Linked DNA regions of Homo sapiens: region 2 is linked to region 1. A link is a loop called in an ENCODE intact Hi-C map of the cell type or tissue named here. Cell type or tissue: left ventricle myocardium inferior. All regions are shown on one strand. Each heading gives the region's core, and the rest is flanking DNA. Links, peaks and the distances in the headings are about the cores only. Region 1 overlaps ARID1A (AT-rich interaction domain 1A). Region 2 overlaps ARID1A (AT-rich interaction domain 1A).

What was found. Hi-C counts contacts between places; a loop is a spot of excess contacts. Peaks named below come from ENCODE experiments on the same cell type or tissue, not always from the same donor. Only the 100,000 strongest peaks of a DNase experiment are listed, where the experiment ranks them.
Region 2: it touches region 1 in a loop (1.8-fold over the local background); 33 of 110 quality-filtered maps call a loop at or near these places.

What each region holds. Positions count from the first base shown.
Region 1 is chr1:26,701,075-26,711,185 of GRCh38, forward strand. The region is part of intron 1 of ARID1A (AT-rich interaction domain 1A); the gene reads left to right. Among named protein-coding and RNA genes, the nearest start is that of ARID1A, 10 kb to the left of the region's middle. RefSeq lists a silencer at 2,924-3,218 and an enhancer at 6,342-6,841. In left ventricle myocardium inferior, for the core only: no CTCF peak of the experiment used is centred there; no DNase peak of the experiment used is centred there; H3K4me3 peaks cover 757 bases; H3K27ac peaks cover 3,813 bases.
Region 2 is chr1:26,748,681-26,758,791 of GRCh38, forward strand. All of the region lies in intron 4 of ARID1A (AT-rich interaction domain 1A), which reads left to right. Among named protein-coding and RNA genes, the nearest start is that of PIGV, 34 kb to the right of the region's middle. In left ventricle myocardium inferior, for the core only: no CTCF peak of the experiment used is centred there; DNase peaks (open chromatin) are centred at 4,041 and 4,681; H3K4me3 peaks cover 1,520 bases; H3K27ac peaks cover 4,543 bases.

The sequences.
Region 1 (10,111 bases), core at 764-8,763:
TGTTGGATTGACTCCTGTAGGTGTAATGTCTACAGTAGACCTTTTGCAAAGAGGTTAGTGAACTTTTTTAGAATGAGGGAATAGGCTAACAAAGTAATAGGCAGGGCTCTTTCCTGTTCCCATCCCTCAAAAGGTTGTATTGATTGGCTTCAACTCTCAAAATTCTAGAAGCAACTGAAGCTTGTAAATATGGTAAAAATGTGGTATTCAAATATATTGGCACCGAGTAGTTCTTTTCTGCCAGTGAGCTGTAATACCTGGGGCTTGAATGGAGTCCTGATTCCTGTGGCTTTTATCTCTGGGTTTTTCCTTGTTTAGATTGGTCATTATCATTACTGACGCACACTTACGTTGTTATTACTGATGCATACTTGAGTTGTGTGTTGCGTTAGTGGTAAAGAGCACAGGACTCACAACAGGAGGAGGAAGGAGGAGGCTTAGGTTCCACATACAGCTCCAGATTAAGCTGTGTGACCCTGGGCAGGTCATTTGCTTTCTCTATTTTTCATTTTCTCCCTCATCAATAAAATGAAGTTGGTCTGCATGGCCTTCTCACTCTAAGATGCTACATATCTGTGCTTCCATAGCTGGCTTGTTATGAAGGCAGCTTTCTGTACATAAATCAGGGGTCTTGAGACCATCTTTCTTCCCCTGGACTGAAGGAACTCAAAGCTATTTTCTCCTGGGATTCACAGGAACAAGCTCTGAACAGTTGGGTGCCATTGTGGTCTGTAGACTTTTACAGAAAAAGCTCTACCAGACTGTTGCCTTGAAACTGTTAATCTGTTTGTCATTAGTCATTCCACCTGGCTGGTGGTTTTAAAACACTAAATAGTCGTTGGAAAGTTAGGTAGATTTCATTAAAGCAAGACTTGAAAAATAGTTGCTTCAGGATCCCCAGGAGGCTTTTGCACTTGGGGTTGGGGTGAGGAATGGATATTCATAAGTTCAGTGTTGATATTCTGCTGCTTTTGGGGAGGGGTAGGGAGAGAGAGGGAGCATTAAGCTCTCCAGACTCCTGGTGTTTGGGCAGGTCTAGGTCTGGTTTGGGCAGTTGGTTGTAATCTGAGTGCCTGGACTTGCCCTGTAAGTTTTGCTGAGAGAGAAGCAAATGTTCCTGAGACTGGAAGAGGAAAAGCTGCGTTTCAGGGTCAATTTCATAGGTGCATTTGTTGTTTCTCATCGCTATGGTTTAAAAAACTACATGGTGTGCTTTGCACGTGGTCCTGGAAATGCTATTCTTTCTCTTCTCCAGCACACCTGAATTTCCATTCTTTCTCTTCCTGGCTTAGTAGTTTAGAAGTGTAATTTAGGTATATTAGAGGAAGGAAGCTTCCCTTTATAAAGGAGGGAAAAGGGTAGAGGGAACAGTGTTTGATAATTCTGTGCTTGACACAGCATCTTCTATCGTCTCTGAAGGAACCAAATGTTTCAGAGCTTTGTGTAAATACTTGCTGAGCTGTCAATATGTACCCAGGAGGTTTCTGTAGTAAGATGTAAACTGTTCTATAGAATGTTTGACAGGCAAATTAATAAACAGTTTTCAAGCAAAGATAATGCTAGCCTCCTCATGTGGTGGAGTAAAATAACATTGGGGAAAAAGACTTGGGGATAGGAAAAGGGTAGTGCTGGGGGGCAGTGAGTGTGGAGATAAGAAGTGATCTAAAAAAAAATTGAAATGGAAAGATGCTGCCCTGGTAGTGAAACCTCTGTGGCCCTGGCTGCGTGCTAAGTTCAGGGCATGTGGTATCCTGTTAAAGTCAATTGCAGTTTCATAGTGAAAATAGAAGTTTGGAAAGAAGATCCTGACTGTCAATAGTAAGGTAAGTATTACCCCAGACACTTGGCTTATGAGACTTTGAGGTTTAAAGGGTAGCTTGGTGAGATTATTTTTGGCTTGGGTTTGCATTTCTGGAATATTAGAAAGGAGAAAAAAGATACTGCAACTTGAGTGTGATCTTTATCCTCAATTTTGCTGTTGTGCTGGGGATTATAAGTCCACTACCCAATGGCCTGGGTTTATTTATACAGTTTTTACTGGACTTCTGTGTATCACTTATGATAAAATTAATATGCCTTTACACTCTGTTCCTGGGTCAGTACAAAGTCCAAATATTTGGGGACTCACTACATCTTACTTGAAGGATTATGTGAGTAGATACAGTCTTTGTTTTTGAAATTGCCATTTTAGGATTAAAAACATATCTGGGTTCCTTCAGTGACACATTCTTTTTATGGAAGAAGAAGAAGAATCTATGAATATTTTAGCTGTCTGTCTGTGGTCCTCTTCTTTGGTAGCCTTGTGAGATGACCAGATTTGCCTTCTCAGAATGTCTTTTTTAACTAGATTCATTGATTCTGACACCAGTTTTCTTTATAAGAAGTGTTTTTTACACCAGAGTCCTGGAAGTGCCCTTTTGACTTAGCTGTTTATATAGTAGCAGGGAATATGAATGTAATTATGGTCCTGACTATGATTTTTAGGTTCAGCTAACTTACTACCAAAGGCTATCAGCTTGTTTTAATACAAAACACAAAAACTTGGATTGGCACTGACATAGGTTGCTTAATATTGCATGGTCCTTTCCCAGTATGTTGGTAGTGAGGGTATTAGGAACTTCAGACTTATTGCTGAGAGCATAGTTTCTAAGTCAGAGAGATCAGGAAATTCCAATGGGGATGGGAAATAGCCCTATGTGATTACACCAGCTAGGTACTAGGAAGAGATTTAAAAGGTAGAAACAATATCTCCTTCAGAGGCATTTAGTTTTCTTAGGAAAGCATGCTTATGTGCACACATCTGGAAAACTTGAAAAGCAAGGTTTCATAAATGGATGTAGACCACACTAATTATGTGAGCTGAAGGAATTAGAGGAAAAGGTTCAATCAGTTTGGCAGGGTTAACCTGGGACAGCTTTTCAGAGGCTTTTTTTGTGAAGCTAAATGTTCAAGAAACTTAGAATACTAATTTGCCTTTTCATAATGCTATTCTTAAGTTCCATGGGCTTGATAGAATCCACATTGCACATCCATCTCCAGACCAGTAGCTGTCTCAGTGTTCCAATGACTTTGAGAATTTGGACTCTAACCATAAAACTCCCTGAAAGAGTGGTTCCAGGGTCTTAGTGGTTCTTGTGGTCAGGTAGAGCCTTTGGTACAGACTGTTAAGTTCTTGGCTAGTTCAGGGGCACTTTTCTAGTAAATTTGGATTTGGAAGGTCATGTCACCTTCAGAGTTGTGTGCCCTGGACAGCTCTGTAGTAATGGTGGTTCAACTTTGTTGGTGAGTCTGTCTTGGCAGAGTTAGTTGACCTTTCTTAAAACAAGAGCCACGAAGTAAGTATCTGTTGGGACTCTTAGGCTGCTATTTCTGAGGAGCTGGGAGCTGTGTTCAAGTCAAGTTGCTTGTGTTAGACCTTATATTGAGGTTGATGGGTTAGGTAAGCCTGCACATATGCAGTCTGCCCATTTATTCATAGAAATGGCCTTTAATACTGTTTTTGGCCGGGCGCGGTAGCTCACACCTATAATCCCAGCACTTTGGGAGGCCAAGGTGGGAGGATTGCCCAAGCCCAGGACCAGCCTTGGGACCAGGCTATTAACATAGGGAGACCCCATCTTTACAAGACACAAAAATTGCTGGATGTGGTGGTACGTGCCTGTAGTCGCAGTTTACTTAGAAAGCTGAGGCAGGAGGATTGCTTGAGCCCAGGAGGTTGAGGCTGTTGTAAGCCATGATTACGCCAGTGCACTCCAGCCTGGGCAATGGAGCCAAGACCTTGTCTCAAAAAAAAAAAAAAAATTTGTTTTTTATTAGGTTACTATGGCCAAGCAGCTAACAAATGCTGCTCACCAATGCTTAATCCTTGTGGAGCCTCTGGAATATAGTGATTTTGGTTTCTTTACCTGCTGGTCGATCTGTGGTTGGGCCTTGGCACTTCACCGGTCAAGGATCATCAGTGGATGCTTAACAGCTGAAGATGCATGGCATGTCCAGTGCCAGGCCACTGTAATGCTTCTACCTGGAGAAGGATTGGTTACACTGCTCCAGTACAGAAGTACTGCAGACCTTTTTTTTTTTTTGAGATGGAGTCTTACTTTGTCACCCAGACTGGAGTACAGTGGTGCAATCTGGCTCATTGCAACCTCTGCCTCCCAGGTTCAAGCGATTCTCATGCCTCAGCCTCCTGAGTAGCTGGGATTATAGGCTTCCACCACCATGCCCGGCTAATTTTTGTATTTTTAGTAGAGGTGGGGTTTCATCATGTTGGCCAGGCTGGTCTTGAACTCCCAACCTCGGGTGTGATCCACCCACCTTGGCCTTCCAAAGTGCTGGAATTACAGGTGTGAGCCACCACGCCCAGCCTTTTTTTTTTTTCCCCCCCCCTCAAGTAATGGTCCATGACCTGCTGAAAGTACTGGAGTCTTGGATAAACATTCTGGTTTAGAAATACCTTTTCCACTTTTTTTGCCTTGCCATTTTGGCATTTTGCAAAAGTGGGTTTTCAGTTACTCAGAATTGGGCACCATAGTTAACCTCCTATGGATTACAGGTGTTTAGGGGCTTGAACTCTGATCATTCCCAGGTTTTAGAGGAATCCAAGTTCGGGTGAATATTGACTTAGTAGCCTTGAGTATTCTTCCTGAAATTACCCCTCCTCTCCATTTAAATGGATGAAATTAGTTTTTTACTGAATGTGAAGGGACATCTGAATGAACTTCTGTTTGTTTTTGTTAGTCACTTGTGCATAGCTGGAATATTATCTTGGGACAGGTTGAGTCTATTTCCCAGTGGCTTCTGCATTTTCTAAGGGTGGACTGGAATGGGAAGAAGTCTAATGCCAAGAATGCATTCCAACATGCTGCAGAGTAGGAAATTTGATCCCTAAAATGTTGACTTAGTGTTGGTCATGGTACATATTAGAAATCACCCAGTAATCCAGGACAGATTTTTGTCACCCTCCAGGAAGTTATGTTGATATAAATACTAAGGGGCTTTGGGTACTGAGCTAAGTGCTCTGCAGGCCCAAAGCGCTGCTTGAATTGCTACCCATATGAAGAGGAAATGTGCCATGTGCCTTTTTTTCTCTCTTTTGCATTTGGGCTTCCTTATGGCTTTGTTGCTTTTATGTTCCCAAGTCTGCAAAGTTAGATATTAGACTTCCTCCTCCCTTGGCACTGGCAGATTCATGATTTTCCATGGCTCATCACTAGCAGCCAAGATTTTTGTATGCTTTTCTCTCTTAAACTTGTTCGTTTTCAGCTTGCTTGTTTATAGGCATCTCTGTTAAAAGGAACCCTTCTTTTCCCCTTAAGATCTAGCACCAGGGGTGCTTGGGGGTTGTTGTGATATCAGTCAATTAAAAGCCCATTTGGTGTGTGCTTGGTGTTTTTATTTTGCTCATGTTTTCTTTGAGGTCACAACGTGCTTGCCGGGCATGAGTGCCTTTGGGCCCAGCTGTTTACTCTCAACTGCCGTGTACTTTGACTTTAAGAAAAGTGCAAATTCAGCCACGTGGTAGAGGGATTAAAGGCCACATAGTGTTGGATGCTTCCTTTTGGAAGAAACAGATATATCTTTGGGCTCTTCTTGCCCAGTGATTTCTCCTGTCTGGGGTAGACATTGTTGCTTTCTGTTGTCCTTAGAGAACAGGGCAGAAATGCTGGGAATTGGTTTATTACTGTGTCTCTTTGGCAAATATGTATGTCTTTTTCTCTTGCCCTTTGGACAACATTCTGTTCTGGTCCTAAGGTGTTGGAGTTCACAGGTTGATCTAGCGTTATGTGAAACTCTTGGTAATTTAGGTTTGGATAACCGGCTTTTAGTCTCCAGATTTCTAACATTGTGCTTGTTTAGGAATTTAGGCTTCTAAAGAGAACCATATTACAAAGCTTTTGGGGAACAATTCTGTAGGTAGTTTATCTGTTCTTGGGTCACAGATCCTCACCAGGATCCTGACTTTTTTTTTTTTTTAGACGGAGTCTTGCTCTGTCACCCAGGCTGGAGTGCAGTGCAGTGGGGCAATTTCAGCTCACTGCAGTCTCCGCCTCCTGGGTTCAAGGGGTTCTCCTGCCTCAGTCTCCTGAGTAGCTGGGACTACAGGCATGCGCCACCGCGGCTGGCTAATTTTTTTTTTTTTTTTTTTTTTTTTTGAGATGGAGTCTTGTTCTATCGCCCAGGCTGGAGTCCAGTGGTGTGATCTCGGCTCACTGCAACCTCCGTCTCCCAGGTTCAAGTGATTCTCCTGCCACAGCCTCCCGAGTAGCTGGGACTACAGGCGCCTTCCACCACGCCCTGCTAATTTTTGTATTTTTAGTAGAGATGGGGTTTCATCATGCTGGCCAGGCTGGTCTGAAACTCCTGAGCTCGTGATCTACCCGTCTCGGCCTCCCAAAGTGCTGGGATTACAGGCATAAGCCACCACGCCCGGCCTAATGTTTGTATTTTTAGTAGAGATGGGGTTTCACCATGTTGGCTAGGCTAGTCTCGAACTCCTGACCTCAGGTGATCCGCCGGCTTTGACCTCCCAAAGTGCTGGGATTACAGGCGTGAGCCACTGTGCCTGGCAAGGATCCTGACTTTCAAATGATGGCCACCATGCATTTGAGTACTTATTATGTGCTAAGCATTATGCTTAGTCCTCTTGATGAATTTCCTAATTTAATCTTCAAAACTGTATAGGAGGTGGGTTCTATTATTAATCTTCCTCTTTTACAAATGAGGAAATAGAGTAAGATAAGAAATTTGCCCTAGGGAAAATAGCTGGTAAAAGGTAGAGTTGGGTTTGTCTGACAAGGTAGACAAGGTTTGTCTGACTCTTCAAAGGTATTACAATCTAAAATACTAACTTTGCTTCTCCAAAATAAATTACTCAGGCACCAAGATTGTTTAGGACATTATTTTTACAATAGCCTGAAACTCTTAAATGGGGTGAAAGACTGAAAAGCCATTAGTTAACAATTTGACATCGTGCCTAGAGCTCTGTCCTGTCATTCCCTTCCATCCCTTCCACTTAGGGTTTTGTTGTTTTGGATTTCCGATGAATGGCCATGGCACTTGGTTTATAGCTGCCTTGTGATTCCATTGGTGAGAACTGGCAGCATCTGGTCCTCTGGTCCCCGGTCCTCTCTTTCTCAAGAGGGATCTTTTGGGGTTGAGAGTGAGATTCAGCCTTTAAGATACAGTCCTTCACTTTTTTTTTTTTTTTTTTTTTTTTTTTTTTTTTTTTGAGACGGAGTCTTGCACTGTCGCCCAGGCTGGATTGCAGTGGCGTGATCTCGGCTCACTGTAACCTCTGCCTCCTGGGTTCAAGTGATTCTTCTGCCTCAGCCTCCTGAGTAGCTGGGATTACAGGTGCCCACCACCACGCCCAGGTAATTTTTTGTATTTTTAGTAGAGATGGGGTTTCACTGTGTTGGTCAGGCTGGTCCTGAACTCCTGACCTTGTGATCCACCTGCCTCGGCCTCCCAAAGTGCTGGGATTACAGGTGCGAGCCACCGCACCCAGCCAGAGTCTTTCACTTTGATCTGAGTGAAAGTGACTTGAATTATGAAAGTATATGCAGAGTGATATTACTTTTCCAGAAACTTGGAGCACTTGCTGAAGAGGCAGGGATTATTGTCTTTTTTTTTCTTTTGAGATGGAGTCTTTGCTCTGTCGCCCAGGCTGGAGTGCAGTGGCGCGATCTTGGCCCACTGCAAGCTCCGTCTCCTGGGTTCACGCCATTCTCCTGCCTCAGCCTCCCGAGTAGCTGGGACTACAGGTGCCCGCCACCACGCCCGGCTAATTTTTTTGTATTTTTAGTAGAGATGGGGCTTCACCATGTTAGCCAGGATGGTCTCGGTCTGCTGATCTCGTGATCCGCCCGCTTCGGCCTCCCAAAGTGCTGGGATTACAGGTGTGAGCCACCGCGCCCAGCGGATTATTGTCTTAATTTGCCACTTGGGGGAAATGAACACATAAAGTTGAGTGCCACATACAAAGTTTCATAGCAGAGTCATCTCTAAAACCTAGGTTTAAAGTTCTCTTAGGGCAGTATGACTTTAGGTAAGTCACTTCTCTGAATCTGTATTCTCAACTATATAATGAGGAAAAATATCTACCTTGAAGCTATGGTAAATATTAGATATGTGAAAGTACTATTCGTTTATCAAATACAATTCTAACATGACTCCTGATTGGTCAATCCCACAACTATCTCTCCCACTCTCCAGCCGTCCTTTTCAGAAGCAAGCCTCCAGGAGAGTTGATACCACTATTCCCACCTTCCTCCTGTGCATCCACCAATCTACCTCACATTCTCCTCCCCTGCACCCAGCACCCCTGGAATGCTACCACCCTGCTCCAGCCAGGAGGCCAGAAGGGTGATGTAGGAAGATTGCAGCACTACCATGGAAGTTCTCAACAGCACCCCCGACCCAGGACCCCAGGTTCCCACTGGCCCTGCTTCTCAATTCAGGAGAGATAGAATTGAGTGGTTAAAGCTAGTATTGGTCTTTACCGAATTCAAAATTTTCCCTAGTTTTTAGCTACATCTGAGTTACTGTAATGCTTTTTTTTTTTTTTTTTTTTTAAACTAAAATTTGTTTAGAGACAGGGTCTTTCTCTGTTTCCCAGGCTGGAGTGCAGTGGCTATCCACAGGCACAATCATAGCCCACTCTCAAACTCCTGACCTCAAGCAATCTTCCTTCCTCAGCCTCCCAAGTAGCTGAGCTACAAGCACATGTCACTATGCCAGCTATCAGGGCTAGCTTGCTTACTTTTTTTTTTTTTTGGAGACAGAATCTCGCTCTGTCGGCCAGGCTGAAGTGCAGTGGCATGATCTAGCTCACTGCAACCTCCGCCTCCTGGGCTCAAGCAATTCTCCTGCCTCAGCCTCCCGAGTAGCTGGGATTACAGGCGTGTGCCACCACGCCTGGCTAATTTTTGTATTTTTAGTAGAGACGGGGTTTCACCACGTTGGCCAGGCTGGTCTGGAACTCCTGACCTCAGGTAATCCACCCACCTGGGCCTCCCAAAGTGCTGGGATGACAGATGTGAGCCACCGCACCCGGCCTATCAGTGCATTAAAACACACAGGCCGGGTGCGGTGGCTCATGCCTGCCATCCCAGCACTTTGGGAGGCCAAGGCGGGTGGATCACAAGGTCAAGAGATCGAGACCATCCTGGCCAACATGGTGAAACCCCGTCTCTATTAAAAGTACAAAAATTAGCTAGGCGTGGTGGCGGATGCCTGTAGTCCCAGCTACTTGGGAGGTTGAGGCAGGAGAATCGCTTGAACCTGGGAGGCAGAGGTTGCAGTGAGCCGAGATCACGCTTGAACCTGGGAGGCAGAGGTTGCAGTGAGCCGAGATCACACCATTGCACTCCAGCCTGGGCGACAGAGCGAGATGCCATCTCAAAAAATAAAATAATACATACACACACACACACACACACACACACACACACACCACTTGTTGTTCCAGCTTGAGAAGTGGATTAGTGCAGTGGTTCTCAGTGTGGTCCCTAGCCACCAGCATCAGCATTACTAGGTCCTGTTAAGAAGCACAGACCCTTGGCCAGTCCTATCGAATCCAAAACTCTGTCAATATGTTCTAACAAGTCCTCTAGGCCATTCTGATGAACACTGAAGTTTGAGAACTACTAGATTTATACATTTACACTCAACTGGGCTGCAGAGTATATCCAGATTACCTGAGGGGCTGCTTCTAAATTATACCATAGATTGATGTTTTATGTCTATGTGCCCTCCTATGAAAAAAGTATTAATGAATGGAGAAAAGGTTAAAATGCTTGAGGCTAGGGGAGTGTGTTAGTTTGCTTGGACTGCTGTCACAAAATACCATAGACGAGGTGGCTTAAACAACAAACATTTACTACTTGAAGTCCTGGAGGGTGAGAAGTCCAAGATCAAAATGCTGGCAGATCGGGTTCTTGGTGACAGTCATTTTCCTGGCATGTAGGCAACTGTCTTCTGTCTTCTTGCCGGTCTACCACCCCAATTAATGCCCTCTTAGCCTCTTATGTCTCTTGCTCTTTTTTTTTTTTGAGACAGAGTCTCGCTTTGTCACCCAGGCTGGAGTGCAGTGGTGCAATCTCAGCTCATT
Region 2 (10,111 bases), core at 599-8,598, 47 kb after region 1:
GGCCAAAAAGTGGTTACTGACTGGATAAGACAGAAGCCTTTGGGGGGCAGGGTGACTGGTCGGGCAGGTAACATGGTATTATACAGGCCTGATGGGGACTGTGACAAACTGAAAAGCAGGGTTTCAACCAGTTAGCGGCCTATGGGAGTTCCAGAATCATCATCATCATCTTTTTTTTTATTTTTATTTTTGGAAAACTCTCGGCCAGGCGCAGTGGCTCACGCCTGTAATCCCAGCACTTTGGGAGGCCGAGGCAGGCAGATCACGAGGTCAGGAGATGGAGACCATCCTGGCTAACACGGTGAAACCTCATCTCTACTAAAAAATACAAAAAATTAGCTGGGCATGGTGGCGGGCACCTGTAGTCCCAGCTACTCGGGAGGCTGAGGCAGGAGAATGGTGTGAACCCGGGAGGCAGAGCTTGCAGTGAGCCAAGATCGCGCCACTGCACTCCAGCCTCGGTGACAGAGCGAGACTCCGTCTCAAAAAATAATAATAATAATAATTCTCTGGGGTCTGTGGGTCTGTCCCTGCAGTGTCTTGTGGACTGCCCCGTGTAGCTTTGGCTCTCTCTTGGATTTACTCCCTTTGAGCTGGTGCCTAGAATTTCTCCGGGGGTAGGGGACAGCTGTGAGGAGCACCTTCTCATCTATCCTTTGCCAGTTCTCATTGTGTTTGGTGTTTGTTTTATTTGTTTGTTGGGGGGCGGCGGGGAGCGACAGGGGAAATGTTGAGCAGAAGCACTCGATGTGATTAAACCTCCGGCTGAGCAGATCTGTAGGAGTAGAATATCGACCCCTGGAAAATCAATGGCTGCTGCAGTGACCCAGCCGCTGTTTGCAGGGGCTACCACCACAGGAATGCAAGCAGCCCAGCAGTCTTTCTTCTCCCCACCTTTTTACCTCAGCAGTGCCCTCAGCCTCCACCCAGAGGGTCAGACCTGCCTCAAGAGATTTTGCAGAGGTGGGTTAGAACAGCACGTTCTCGTATTTTCACAATTAGATTGAAATTTCTCCAGTGACACAGAGCCCTGCCTCTGGCAGCCTCCTTTCCAGACATTCCTTTTCTGCACTGCTGCAGTTCTAGCAACAGCTCTTACCAAGTTGCCAAAACCCATTCGGGGTTGTACTTCTGAGTTTTAAACAGGAGAATCAATTCTCTTGATACCAGCACCCAAGAGCCCCTCCCTTGTGGAGGTCTAGAATTCAGGTACTGGGGTATAGGATGGGGGAATAGAGATTAAGGGAAAGAAAGAGGACTAATAGAGGTTGTGTCTAAAGAGGATGCTTTTGAGTAGATAATTCATTGAGCAACATTTATCAAGCATCTTGTCGTTTGTGTGTCTGGCATCTTTCTGGTCACTAATAGCCTGATCTTGCTCTGGTCCCACAGGCTAGTGGAGAAAAAGGGCGGATAGAACACAGTGCCATCAGTCCTGTAACACTGCTTCTAGAGGAGCCTCAGAGGAACTCTGTGCCCTGCCTATAGGGTGAGAGTAGGGAACTAGTCCTGTGACTTGGGTCAAAATAGATGGTTTAATAGAATGGCTAGCAGATCTCTGCTTGGAGCATGGAGGCTTCTGATTCCTCACTGCCTCCACAAAACTGTTTTCATCTTGGAAGTTCCCAAGGCTAAAAAACAATTTTAGCCTTTAGTTGTTGTACCTATAATGCCAATTCTACTCTGGTGGTTGGGAAACCAGCCAGCCTGATGTGTGTGAAAGGAGAGCTCAGTTGCCCTATTGTTGGAGCACCTCTGTGGCCAGAGGGTTGAAGCTTGCTTGGCTTTTAAAGCCTCTAGAAAGGAGCCTTCCCGTCTTGTAGCTTGGAGAGTGGGGTCCCTAAACAAAACCCAAACATCCTGCAGTTTGGAAGGGTGGCTGCAGTGCTGGGTGAGGAGGAAAGTGTGAGGGTTTGAAGTGGCCTAAGAGGAGGCCATCTAGAGGCCAGGAATATCTTGATTTTTTTTTTCTCTGTGAGCCACACCCTTGTGATTGATAAAAGGCTTAGAACATATTCAGTTTGAATACCCAGCAGAGACCAGGCTCCTACCTTCATGGGACTTCTACCTTCATGGGACTTCTGCTTGTTTCCCTACATTCAAAGTCACCCTCCCCACAGCCCTCTGTCCTCTTACACATTAAGTACCCTACAGAAAACCCAGGGGTGAGAAAAAGTACTGTACCCTTTAATTTAGCATAGAAAAATTAGGTTGAAGTTGAAGGTTATCAGTGAAAGGGCTGATTTGAAATAAAGGCTGAAAGTTATAGCAAGAGTAATTAGGAAAGAGGGGGGCCGGGCATGGTGGCTCACACCTGTAATCCCAGCACTTTGGGAGGCCGAGGCGGGTGGATCACTTGAGGTCAGGAGTTCGAGACCAACCTGATCAACATGGTGAAACCCCGTCTCTACTAAAAATACAAAAATTAGCCGGGCGTGGTGGCGAGGGTCTGTAATCCCAGCTACTCGGGAGGCTGAGGCAGGAGAATCACTAGAACCTGGGAGGCGGAGATTGCAGTGAGCTGAGATTGCACCACTGCACTCCAGCCTGGAGGACAGGGCAAAACTCCGTCTAAAAAAAAAAGGACAGGGGAACACATAGCATCACAGATTTGTAGAGTTTGATTATCTAGTGTAAGTCTTTCCTTCAATAAAGGAGTTAAGTGAGCCTCGTGAGGTTAGCCAGTTGAGTCAAGTAGCTAATCACGCAGCATGTCTGGTGATATAGGTTGTTGGCCTTACCTCTATTGGAGCATGGAACCCAGCCTTTGATCATGTCAAGCTTCTATTAATACCTTATGGAAAGAGTGTAAAGTAATAATGGATTTGAACCTCAGGTCTATTTAATAGCTGTCTGTCCTTGGGCAAGTCACTTCTGAACCTGCTTCTTTGTTAAAATGGGGGTAATACCTATATCAGAAGATGATTGTGAAAATTAAATGAGAGTCAACCACTCACCTTAGGGTTGAATATGTGATAGTCACATATTCATGTCAATTCTGCTTCCTTTCAAAAGGAATATATAAAGGAACTTTATTAACTTTATCTAACATCCTTTGTATTTGGAGATTTGGTCTCCAGAGCTTTCTTTATGAATTCTGATGTGTATATAGGGAGTTTCCTCTTGGAGACGGGCCCCTGAAAAGCATTCTGGAGACAAGAAGAGTCTTAACCCTTCTCTCCTGTGTCTTCCCCGTCAGGTGGCCAAAAGGTATCAGGAAGAATGAATCATTATCTTCAGAACAATAGCCTATGTAGAAAAAGAGAAGAGGGAGTTTGGTGGGGGATTTCATCCTATGCAATGGTTTCTAAGATACAAACCAAGTTTTTGGAAACTTGACGGGGGCAAGTAGGAAACACATTTTTCTAAACCTTTCCTGGAGTAGTTTCTGCTGTTCCAAACCATGGAGGTAGTCCATGTAGGTGATAGGGCTTGGTCCTACACTAAAAGGGTAGTGTCAACCTCTGCATCTTTTCTTCCCGTTCCTTAGTACCTGCTTAATTAACTTCTGACCTGGAATTACCACCGGGTGTGAAAGGCAGCCTATTCTGTGTGTTGATTCTTTCTTGGCATTTCAGTTAACATCAGCAAGCCTGCTCTCTATGCATAGGTGGCAGTTAATCTGTTGGATTGAGACCACTCCGTGGAATAATGTCACAGCAGTTCTGTAACTTTTGGAGTCCCTACCAGTCTGGGGTGGGTCAAATTTCTCTTTCTTACATTTATAGCAAAGACTAAGGAGAAAAAAAGAACTTATGACTGAAACTTTATTGTACAAGTGTTCAGTAGAGGTAGTCCCTTCTCCTCTGCTACCCTCAACAAGTTGTTGCTTAAGGAAGGTTTTATGAAAAGCCAAGTCTCCCAAAAACTTATTTGCCTTAAGTAATTAATTTTGTCTCAGTTTTTCTTCCTTAGAGTTTAAGGCTATTGCCTCCTCTCCTACCTTTTCCTTTTCTTCATGGGTTATGTTTCCCAGTCTCTTCTGTGTTCTTCAGGATTTCCTCCCATTCTTCAGCATGAGAGCAGCCTAGGGGCGGGGCGGGGATAAGGGACTGACAAATTACTAGTGTAGATTTGGTCATTATGGAATTTTTTATTCAAGTATTGTCATTTAAGTGGGGATGGCTGAGCTGCAAGGTTCCCAGTGCACACACTTACTACAGGCATGTGCGTAGGATTTACCTGGTTCTCATGACGGGTGGTTTACCTGCCAGTATCAGCACAACTCAGCAAAAGCTTTTCCCAACTAAATGGGTACAAGAACTCCATCTGGGATTCCCCAAGGATTTAGCCAGATTTATGGGAAAACCCTAAATCTGAGCATTGCCATGAGCCTATTCTTTATACTTAACCTGTTGCCATTTAACCTGCTCAGCAAAATGAACTGATGTCATCCTCATGTGGCTCTATTGGGAGATAATTTAAACTTCCCTCCTCTAACCCTGATCTGGTGTCTTCCTGCTTAAAAATATTCTTCAGTGGGCAGCCAATTCATCTTAGAACTTGCAGTTCTTCCTGTGAGAGTACCAGCACCCCCACCGTCCCTACCCCACAAAATAAGGTATGGACTGTGTGATTTCAGGCATGGTTTTGTTGTGGTGTGAAGAGAAGGTGTTTAGCTGCTGAGTTCTGTTTGTTAGCAGAGCCTGACAAACTCATGCTGGCACTCACTAGGGCTGGGCAACCAATCACAGCTGGGACGGTTATCGTCATGGAGTCCCTATGGGCTTCCTCTATCAGGTCACATCCCAAAATAACATTGGGCAGTATTTCAACTGAAGAAATGAAGGCTTTCAGGGCTGTAGCCAGCCTGGAGTGTGAGATTCTGTGTGAAATAGTTGGATCTGCTCCAGCGCTTTTGATCTGCATGGTAGATGAGCAATAAAATGCACAAAACACATTGGAAACACGTGAGGAAATTCTCCTGGCCCTGCTGCTTCCTTGGAACTGGTAGGGCACTGAGTGGGCTGATCCTCACCTCCCATCTCTCAGCAGGATTATACTTGGAGGAGAACAAACCCGGGAAAAGAAATCTTCCCATTAAAGGGGCATTGCTACAGTTATTTCCGCAGTCCTTCCAGAAGATGCCTGTTAGGTGTGCTCTTTTGGGAGAATTGAGAACCTGAGAGTCCTGAGATGCCAAGGGCATCCCTCACCAGGGAGAATAGGGGCTTGGATTGCAGTGGCGTGATCTCGGCTCATTGCAAGCTCCGCCTCCTGGATTCATGCCATTCTCCTGCCTCAGCCTCCCGAGTAGCTGGGACTACAGGCACACGCCACCACGCCTGGCTAATTTTTTGTATTTTTTAGTAGAGATGGGGTTTCACTGTGTTAGTCAGGATGGTCTCAGTCTCCTGACCTTGTGATCTGCCTGCCTCGGCCTCCCAAAGTGCTGGGATTACAGGCATGAGCCACCACACCTGGCCCGACTGAACTTTTTATTAATGATAAATGTGTTGTAGAAAACTGAACTGTTAGGAACATTGAGGTCTGACTCAACAATCAGACATCTGGCTTTTTGTGGAACAAAAGACCTGAAAAACTGGCTTTTTGTAGAGTAGAAAGCAGAGGTGTGTCCTGTGTAATAAAAGGATGTGGAGCTGAGAGCAATATCTGTTCATGTAGATAGAGGGGCAGGACATCTTTTGGAGACTTCTGCCCTTACCACTCCCTCCCATTTCCCAATAAAAATATTTACTATGACTAGCCACTGGGACTGGTGGGTATGTCTTAGAACTTATATTGCTGGTATGTTGTTATATCTCTCATTCCAGAATATTGCTGCTGGTCGTTTGACCCTGACCATATGGTGCTAGGGGGGATTCATGCATATGCCCCAGGGGTGTCATAGACTTAGATTTATCCAGCCCCCTCTGATTGTATATGTGAGAAAACTGAAGCCTGACTTGTTGCCAGTTTGCCTAAGGTCACAACTGATAAGTACCAAAAGCTGGGCCTTGGTTTCCTAACTCAGAGGCGTGACCTTTCTCCTCAGTTCATATAGTGTCACAACATAATGGAGAGAGAAAGCCAGCATGGCCTATGGGGTTCAGCAGTCCCGGGTTTAAAATCTGGCTTCCACCACTTGCCAGATGACCTAAGCATGTAATCCAATCTCTTTAGGCATCAGCTTCCTCATCTTCAAATTGGTAATGTGGCTGGGTACAGTGGCTCACGCCTGTGATCCCAGCACTTTGGGAGGCCAAGGTAGGAGGATTGCTTGAGCTCAGGAATTTGAGACCAGCCTGGGCAACATGGTGAAACCCCACCACTACAAAAATACAAAAAAAATTAACCAGGTGTCTGTAGTCGCAGCTACTCTGGAGGTTGAGGTGGGAGGATGGCTTGAACCCAGGAGACAGAGGTTGCAGTGAGCCAAGATTGTGCCACTGCACTCCAGCCTGGGTAACAGCCAGACCCTGACTCAAAAAAAACCAAACCAAAACCAAAATGGTAATGGTAGTAGTATCTATAACCAAGACTTGTAGAAAATTGGGTAACTTTGCTAAGTGTCTGGCATATAGTAGATGCTTAAATGGTAGCTGTAGTTAATCGTAAATGATTTACCCCTTTCTATGCTAACATTTTGGCTCTTAAAATTATTTGAAACCAACTATCTGATGCTGACCAGTTGCCATCTAATGAAAATGACAGTTTGAGAGGTTGGCCTCAAGCCAACCAAATCAGAGAGATAAGAAGATTAATGCTCTTCCTTCCCTAGTATTTTTCTATACCCAGGCATCCCAGCCAGGTGGGACTACTGTTGACAGTGGTTTATTTAGCACTTTTTCTCCAAGAAGCTCAGGGCACTTTACCAAAAGTGACAGCTCTCCTGAAGAAGGGGAAGCCACCTCTTTGCCAGCCACAGATGCCTCCAGAGTTCTGAGACCCCAGCCCCAAGAGCTACAGAGGTTTTCTTTAGGCTCCTAGGATCCCTCAGGTGGACCAGGGGCATTCTCCTTTTGGATCTATGGTGAGCCTGGTTTTTTAACTGAAAGTGTGGCTGAAAGGACCTCCTCAGTTCTTGCCCTGAGCTGATAGGAGTGGTTGGTGGGTTTTGGTTTTTTGGTTTTTTTTTTTTGAGATGGAGTCTCGCTCTGTTGCCCAGGCTGGAGTGCAGTGGTGCGATCTCGGCTCACTGCAACCTCCGCCTCCCGGGTTCACGCCATTCTCCTGCCTCAGCCTCCCGAGTAACTGGGACTGCAGGCACCTGCCACCACACCTGGCTATTTTTTTGTGTTTTTAGTAGAGACAGGGTTTCACTATGTTAGCCAGGATGGTCTCGATCTCCTGACCTCGTGATCCTCCTGCCTCGGCCTCCCAAAGTGCTGGGATTACAGACGTGAGCCACCGCGCCTGGCCAAGTTTTGGTTTTTTGTTTTGTTTCTTGTTGTTTGTTTTTGTTTTTTTTTCTTAGCGCTTCAGTACATGTCCAAAGATACACACCAAGGCCAGGGGCAGTGGCTCATGCCTGTAATCCCAGAACGTTAGGAGGCTGAGGAGGGCAGATCGCTTGAGCCCAGGAGTTCGAGACAAGCCTGAGCAACATGGCAAGGCCCCATCTCTACAAAAAAATTTAAAAATTAGCCGGGGGGCCAGGCGTGGTGGCTCATGCCTGTAATACCGGCATTTTGGGAGGCCAAGGTGGGCGGATCACCTGAGGTCAGGAGTTCGAGACCAGCCTGGCCAACATGTTGAAACCCCGTCTCTACTAAAAATACAAAAATTAACTGGGTGTGGTGGTGCACGCCTGTAATCCCAGCTACTCAGGAGGCTGAGGCAGGAGAATTACTTGAACCAAGGAGGTGGAAGTTGCAGTGAGCCAAGATTATACCACTGCCCTCCAGCCTGGGTGACAGACCCAGACCGAGACCCTGTCTCTTTAAAAAAAAAAAAAACAAAAAAACACACACAAAAAAAAACCCACAAAGATACACACCAAATTGAACAGCGGTTTCTCTATTGAGGGCAACAGAAAGACAGCCATGGGGCACTTTGGCTTCACCTATAATAGCTGAAATGTTTTTTTTTTTCTTTTTTGAGACGGAGTCTCGCTCTGTCGCCCAGGCTGGAGTGCAGTGGCACAATCTCGGCTCACTGCAAGCTGCGCCTTCCAGATTCACGCCATTCTCCTGCCTCAGCCTCCCGAGTAGCTGGGACCATGGGTGCCCGTCACCACGTCTGGCTAATTTTTTGTATTTTTAGTAAAGACGGGGTTTCACCGTGTTAGCCAGTATGGTCTCGATTTGCTGACCTTGTGATCCGCCCGCCTCAGCCTCCCAAAGTGCTGGGATTACAGGTGTGAGCCACTGCGCCCGGCCCAATATCTGAAATGTTTTTATCATGAGAATGTTTATGTTTTACTTGTATAACAAGACACAAAAATGATCAAAACAAAACATTTAATTTTTCTAATCCCAGCTACTCAGGAGGCTGAGGCAGGAGAATCACTTGAACCTGGGAGGTGGAGGTTGCAGTGAGCTGAGATCATGCCACTGCACTCCAGCCTAGGCGACAGACGGAGACCCTGTCTCTTAAAAAAAAAAAAAAATGCTGAGGCGAGCGGATGGAGGTCAGGAGATCCAGACCATCCTGGCTAACATGGTGAAACCCCGTCTCTACTAAAAATACAAAAAAAAATTAGCCGGGCATGGTGGCGGGTGCCTGTAGTCCCAGCTACTCAGGAGGCTGAGGCAGGAGAATGGCGTGAACCCAGGAGGCGGAAGTCACAGTGAGCCGCGATAGCGCCACTGCACTCCAGCCTGGGCAACAGAGTGAGACTCCGTCTCAAAAAAAAAAAAAAAAGGAAATAAAAACGCACAAAGATACGCACCAAATAATTGAACAGTGGTTTCTCTGTTGAGGGCAACAGAAGGACAGCTGTGGGGAACTTTGGTGTCGGAGACTTTGGCTTCACCTGTAATATCTGAAATGTTTTTATCATGAGAATGTTCATGTTTTACTTGTATAAAGACAAAAATAATCAAAACTTTTTTTTTTTTCTTGAGACGGAGTCTCACTCTGTCACCCAGGCTGGAATGCAGTGGTGCTATCTTGGCACACTGTAACCTCCACCTCCCGGGTTCAAGGAATTCTCCCTGCCTCAGCCTCCTGAGTACCTGGGATTACAGGTGCCCACCACCACGCCCGGGTTTTGCCATGTTGGCCAGGCTGGTCTTGAACTCCTGACCTCGTAATCCGCCTACCTCGGCCTCCTAAAGTGCTGGGATTACGGACATGAGCTACTGCGCCTGGCCAACATATAATTTTTCAAAGCGATTTGAACTGAACCAAGTTCTCGTCTGATGGATGGATCCCTGATTCCTATTCTGTTCTGAAATACACTTCTTTTTCCTGTAAGCAGGAAAGTTCTTATTACCAGAAGCTGGCAGTTTGATAAGGAATGGAGACTGTAGGAAGGAGTGGGTGAGGGAACCTTCTGGTCCCTAAAACAGCATTGAGCTGTGGAATTTGCTATATAGACTGTAGGGCCTAACGAGTGCTTCTTGAGACCCTTTCTACTTACAGTGGCTCTCCTTGTCATCTTGCTGCCTCTTTTAGTTTGTTCTTGGCTCAGAGGCTAGATGTCCATGGTATAACTTAGCCATCAAAACAGGGATGGGGCTGGGCACAGTGACTCATGCTTATCATATCAGGAGTTTGGGAGGCCAATGTGGGAGGATTGAGCCCAAGAGTTTGAGACCACCCTGGGCAACATGGCAGAATCCCTTCTCTACACACACACAAACACAGCCAGACATGGTGGCGCCTGCCTGTACACACACATACAGAGCCAGATGTGGTGGTGCGTGCCTGTAGTCCCAGCTACTCAGGAGGCTGAGGTAAGAGGATCACTTGAGTTGGGCAGGTTGAGGCTGTAGGGAGCTGGCATCATGCCAATGTACTGCAGCCTGGGGTAACAGAGTGAGACCCTGTCTCAAAAAAAAAAAAAAAAGAAGAAGAAGAACCAAGGATGTAATCCCTCTATCTTGGGATTAACATGGGGCTCTTCATAGCTCCAGGTACTTTAGTCCTTCGAGAAAGGAGGATGTCCTTTGCTGTTACCTTGTGGTTGGCCTCTTGAAATCATTCTATGCTGGAACGAATTCTC